Linked DNA regions of Homo sapiens: region 1 is linked to region 2. Evidence: read pairs that join two places in POLR2A ChIA-PET (ENCODE). Cell type or tissue: PC-9. All regions are shown on one strand. Links, peaks and the distances in the headings refer to the core of each region. The heading gives the core; the rest is flanking DNA. Region 1 overlaps ISM2 (isthmin 2). Region 2 has its middle 10 kb from the start of ZDHHC22.

Region 1 (2,907 bases), core at 164-2,663, 320 kb before region 2:
CTTTCCTCCCAAAGGCACTGAGGACAAGGACACCTTGGGCCTCCCCAGTGAGGAGTGGAAGCTCCTGGCCCGCAATGCTACGGACATGCATGATCAAGGTGAGTGAGGGGCTAGGCTTGCCCCTGGTGGTTTGGGGAACGAGCTCTCAGGGGAGGGTGGGGTATTATTCCATGGCAGGAACCTGGCTTCTTTCCACTAGGCAGAGAGCACAGCTTCCATCTGGAAGGTTTGCTTCTCCAACAGGGGGCCCTGGCATTTCTGAGCCAGCTCATTGGCCTTTCTCAGACTGGTATTCCTACTGGGAAGGTCTTAATGGGAGCGGCAGAGCTTAGAGATCATCTGGTGGGGGCATATCCTATCCTCCCTGGCAGCAGGATAGGGTGGGGACGTTCTGACTTCCATTCCTTGGTTACTCTTGGGAGGCTCCTGGGCAGGCTCTGTCTGGAGAGGGGGATGCAGTGCAGTCAGAAATGGGTCAGTGTGCAGAACTCCAGCATTGCTCCTCCAGGCAGCTGGGCATGGGGCAGGCGTCCACCTGCACACTCTGAGTCTGTGTCTGTTGGTCTTACTTGCACCCTGCAAGGAAGGCAGGGAGACCAACCTTGCAGATAAGGGTTGCACTCAGCACAGCAAGAGCCTACTGAGCCTGCATCATGTGCCTGGCCATGGTGCTGGCACAGGGGATGTCAGCAGCCTGAGGCTTGGTCCATGTCCTCAAGGAGCTCAGGTCCCATGGGGGAAAGACACGCATAACCCATGTGAGCACTGCACTGCAAAGAAGGCCCTAAAGATTTGGGAGCAGAGAGGAAGGAGCAGTTTGTTTTCTGGTACAGGGGTGGGCCTGGGAAATGTGTGTCTCTTCCCCTCTCCTGTGTTACCATTTCCCAGGCTCCTCCTTCACTCCCAGTCAAAACCCAAATCCCAGCATCTGGATCCTGGGGAAGGTTCCAGTCCCTTGGAGATGTGCAGAGCCTCAAACTATCAAAGTCAGTCCCCCAGTGTCCGGGGCTGGACAGCTCATCCCATTAGGATGAGGGCACAGAAGGGAAAATGAGAAACAAGACCCGGTTAACAGCATCCACTCAGGCAGATTCTGGGGAGTGAGGAGCAAGGTTCTGCACATTCCCACGTGGCCAGCCGCCCAAGGCCATTTTTCTTCTTTCTGCTGTTCCCTGGTGACTGCAGTGTTTTCCCCTTCCCTGCTCGCTGCAGGGCTCTGGTGAGTCTGGGGGGCACCTCTTTCTGGTTTATGAAGGCTCCTGGCCTCTGCTGCACTGTGCCATGGGGACCGGGTGAAATGGTGAGACAGAGTCTTGCTCTGTCACCCAGGCTGGAGTGCAGTGGTGTGATCTCAGCTCACTGCAACCTCCACCTCCTGGGTTCAAGTGATTCTCATGTCTCAGCCTCCCGAGTAGCTGGGATTACAGGCATGCGCCACCAAGCCCGGCTAATTTCTGTATTTTTTGTAGAGACGGGACTTTGCCATGTTGGCCAGGCTGGTCTTGAGCTCCTACCTCCTGCCTTGGCCTCTAGAAGTGCTGAGATTACAGGCGTGAGCCATCGCGCCTGGCCCCCCAGCTCTTCTATTTAAGAGAACCTCAGTCAGATGTACTTTAGCCTCAGGTTTTTGTTTTGAGGGATATAATTTATTTTAAAATTAAATAAAAATATAGTTTAAAAAAAGGCCACGTTTCCCGAGGTGGAGATGGGGAGGAGAGCAGCATAGACAGAGGGGGCCACAGGAGGCCCAAAGTGGCCAAATGACTCACCCCAGGCCAGATTGCCTGAGAAAGGCAGCGTTCAGAACAAGAATGGTCCAGTGGCTAAAATAATGAAACCTTCTTACCAGTTGGTGAAAAGCTGCTGTACCTGTCTCCACTCACCCCAGATCCTTTTCCAAGATCTCAGGATCTTTCCCACCATTCAGCACATGACACCTAAACCTTTCCCACCATTCAGCATGTGACATATGGCACCGCAGAGGACATCTGGGTCATTGCTCCAGCCCCTTGGCCTGTGTCTGTTCTGAGCAAGAGCTTCTTGCTTCAGGTTGTCTGGATGGTGTGGGGTAGCCTCTCTCCATCCCCAAGGCCCTACCAAGCCACGCCTTTGCACCAGCTGGGGCCTGGGCCTTCTCTCCCCATGCACTGGCCCTTAATCAGTCCCCGCCCCACACGGGCCTGGCTCTGTCACTGGCTTCCCTCCTGCACTTTGTGGCCCTTTGCAGATGTGGACAGCTGTGAGAAGTGGCTGAACTGCAAGAGCGACTTCCTAATCAAGTATCTGAGCCAGATGCTGCGGGACCTGCCCAGCTGCCCGTGTGCCTACCCACTGGAGGCCATGGACAGCCCTGTGAGCCTACAGGACGAGCACCAGGGCCGCAGCTTCCGGTGGAGGGATGCCAGTGGCCCTCGCGAGCGCCTGGACATCTACCAGCCCACGGCGCGCTTCTGCCTGCGTTCCATGCTGTCTGGGGAGAGCAGCACACTGGCCGCCCAGCACTGCTGCTATGACGAGGACAGCCGGCTGCTGACCCGTGGCAAGGGCGCCGGCATGCCCAACCTCATCAGCACCGACTTCTCACCTAAGCTGCACTTCAAGTTCGACACGACGCCCTGGATCCTGTGCAAGGGGGACTGGAGCCGCCTCCACGCTGTGCTCCCTCCCAACAACGGCCGAGCCTGCACCGACAACCCCCTGGAGGAGGAGTACCTAGCACAGTTGCAGGAGGCCAAGGAGTACTAGTGACGGGGTTGCTGAACAGACACTGCAGGGAGAGGGCAGGCGGCTGCTGCTGTTGCACGGGAGAACTTTCCTCACCCGCCCCTGCCCAGACAGGGTGAGGAAAGGGCTCCCCCAGTGAGGTTGGTCCGAGGCTGTGTGCCCTCTGCCAGCGACCCCGAAGCA
Region 2 (2,907 bases), core at 162-2,661:
CCCTGACCCATATGAGACAGGCAGAAAAGAGCCCAGCTGAGCTTCTCTTCTACAACTTGGAGTGAGCTGCAATGGTGGGGGCCAAGGATAGTGTCCAGTCATTAAATGTCCTAGGAACTAGGAAGGCAGGAACTGGGTAAGGTCTCTTTCTCCCCCGGGGTCCCAGAGGAATGGGATAAAGCCTAGCTTTATCAAGAAACAAGAAACAAGATGGCAACTACACTAACTTTTTGCCCCCATGGGACTGTAAGCAACTTGAGGCTAGAGATTAGTATAGACCCCAGCACATAGTAAATGCTTACTAGTATGTATTGACTGGCTAATGGATGAACTATACTAAGGAGCTTGGATCAGAGGCTGAAGAGGTCAAAGTAACCCCTTGGGATAGAGTAGCAGCGGAGAGCCAGGAGAGAGATCCCTTATGGGAAGGTGACTCGGGGGAGTGTTGTGACAAGGCAGCACCACGTGGTCTGTGGCACACCCTTCCCACAATAATGCAGCATATCCTCTCTGGGTAAGGAGGACACTCATGGATGCAGTGCTTTATAGCTAGCCATTCTTGGTCATGTTCAGAATAGCATTTGTTCCTTGCAACCCCAAGGGCAGGGATTATTACTGCACTCTTTTCAGAAAGGAAAAGTAGGGCCCAGAACTTTGAGGTCACTTGCATAAGACCATTCGAAAGAAATGCAGGAGCGGCTGGGCGTGGTGGCTCACACCTGTAATCCCAGCACTTTGGGAGGCCGAGGCGGGCGGATCACCTGAGGTCAGGAATTCAAGACCAGTCTGGCTAATATGGTGAAACCCCATTTCTACTAAAAATACAAAAAAATTAGTTGGGCGTGGTGGCATGTGCCTGTAATCCCAGCTACTCGGCTGAGGCAGGAGAATCACTTGAACTCAGGAGATGAAGGTTGCAATGCCGAGATTGCACCATTGCACTCCAGCTTGGGCAACAAGAGTGAAACTGTCTCAAAAAAAAAAAAATGCAGGAGCTGGGTCTTGAACCCAGGATTTCCCATTACAAACATCACCTTTGTTGGAATAAAGGATGCAGCTGGGGCTTTCTGGTGCTAATGCCACTCTCCTCTGAACTCCCCAGCCCAACTCTGAGACTCTGAGGCAATCGATGAAGGGGTGAGACAAGGGAGGGAAAGGGTGTCAGGCAACCTCTCAGCAGTTTGGAGGGCTGGTAGAGAGATGCACCCAGCACTGCAAATAGCCCAAACAGTATATTTGTACAGAAAAGGGGTGTCCTTAACTCAAGATACTTTACTGCCATCTACTGGAAAATTATTATAATAATTATCCAAATATACATGTGTGAAAATGAGGTCCCTGGAATTGTAAAGTGTAGAACCTGAACAACTGTACAAGGCAGCCCTAGATGCAACTTCTCTTGCCTGAAAGAATGAAAAAAGAGAGGACCCTTGCCACCAGGGTGGCTCAAATCCTGCCCTCTTCTTTCCCACCTGGGAGTACCTGGTTTACACAGAGGGTCTGTGGTAGTCTAGCTCCTGTAGTTTCACCATCTAGGGCCCTGTAGAATCTATTCATCCTTCCATCCACTCTATGAACATGCCCTGAGTGTGTCCTCTGGTTCAGGTCCTTATCTGCATTCCTGCCATTTCCTAGCTGCGAGCTCTTGGATATTTTCCTGAGCCACTGTCTCCTTTCATATAAGATAAAGGTATCTCTCCTGGCCATTTGAGACCTACATGAGACAATGTACAGCACAGAGCTGAGCCCACCGGGTGGTCACCTTCTTTTCCACCTTTAGGCCCTGGCTAGAAACTGTGCTGGCTGGGAGGGCGCAGGGATCCCTGATCCCAAGAGGGGCTGAACAGTTGGGGTCGTGGGGATTGGACCTTGCAGGTTTCATTTACCTGCAGGAATAGGGTTGCAGACTGTTGCTTGAACAGGCCCCTGGAGATTTCCATTAGGGCTAAAAGCAGGGCCGTCCAACCCTTTGAGTTTCAGTTTTCTCATCTATAAGATGAAGCCAGCCATATTTACTTTGAACCATAATTGAGGGGATTGAAATGCAGGAAGAAAAGGTCTACCACAATGCCAGAAACGAGGTAAACACAAAATAAATTATAGCTACAATTGCAATCGTGGGCTCCAGGGGGCGTCTGGGGCTGGCTGAAGGATGCCATTCTCTACCATCCAACTCCCAGCCTCTGTGGGGGATTGGAAAAGCAGGTCCCGGAGCTGGTGAGAAGGCAGGTTACAAGCCCCTCACTCCTTAAGTGGGAAGGAAGCTGGCACAAACTTTCTGGAGGATGGTTTGGCAATAGGGATCCTTTTGACCCAGCCATTCCACTTCTTGGAATTCAGCCAAGGAAATAATCACAGGGTCCCATAGAGTTGTTTGTGTTAGGACGTTCATTGCAATGTTGCTAATAATAGTGAGAAATTGGAAATAATCTAAAGTTAGAGATGCACTCAACACACATTTTGGCTGAACACCAGATGGTCAATTGTTACAATCCGTATTCAGCCGAAGCCCAAGCCAATGCCTTTGATAAAGGAGTACATCTAAAATTTTATCAGAGATTCTCTGTGATGACAGTTTCCTTATTGGTGCATTTCACTGTCAGTATTTAACAGTTTAATGTTATAGTGCAAGAACAACATTTTCTTAGTGCTAGCAGTAGCGAGATTGCTCCTGTATCATGTATTATGTAATGTTTGTGTTAATAAATTGGTGCTTACTTTTGACTGAATGGCAGAGGAGTGTGATGCCTCACTTGTTCTAATAATTTTTTCTTGGCCAGGCGCGGTGGCTCACGCCTGTAATTCCGGCACTCTGGGAGGCCGAGGTGGGTGGATCACCTGAAGGCAGGAGTTCAAGACCAGCCTGGGCAACATGGCGAAACCCCATCTCTACTAAAAATACAAAAA

What was found. Peaks named below come from ENCODE experiments on the same cell type or tissue, not always from the same donor. Only the 100,000 strongest peaks of a DNase experiment are listed, where the experiment ranks them.
Region 1: POLR2A ChIA-PET joins it to region 2 with 8 read pairs; 2 of 35 experiments call an interaction of 5 or more read pairs at or near these places.

What each region holds. Positions count from the first base shown.
Region 1 is chr14:77,475,433-77,478,339 of GRCh38, reverse strand. ISM2 (isthmin 2) reads left to right here. Exons shown (of 7, transcript NM_199296.3): 6 at 15-98; 7 at 2,228-2,907. The coding sequence ends at 2,745. Among named protein-coding and RNA genes, the nearest start is that of AHSA1, 19 kb to the right of the region's middle. RefSeq lists an enhancer at 757-926. In PC-9, for the core only: no CTCF peak of the experiment used is centred there; no DNase peak of the experiment used is centred there; H3K27me3 peaks cover 1,619 bases.
Region 2 is chr14:77,150,735-77,153,641 of GRCh38, reverse strand. No RefSeq gene overlaps it. Among named protein-coding and RNA genes, the nearest start is that of ZDHHC22, 10 kb to the right of the region's middle. In PC-9, for the core only: CTCF peaks have their summits at 1,285 (motif pointing left) and 2,130 (motif pointing right); a DNase peak (open chromatin) is centred at 1,271; H3K27me3 peaks cover 896 bases.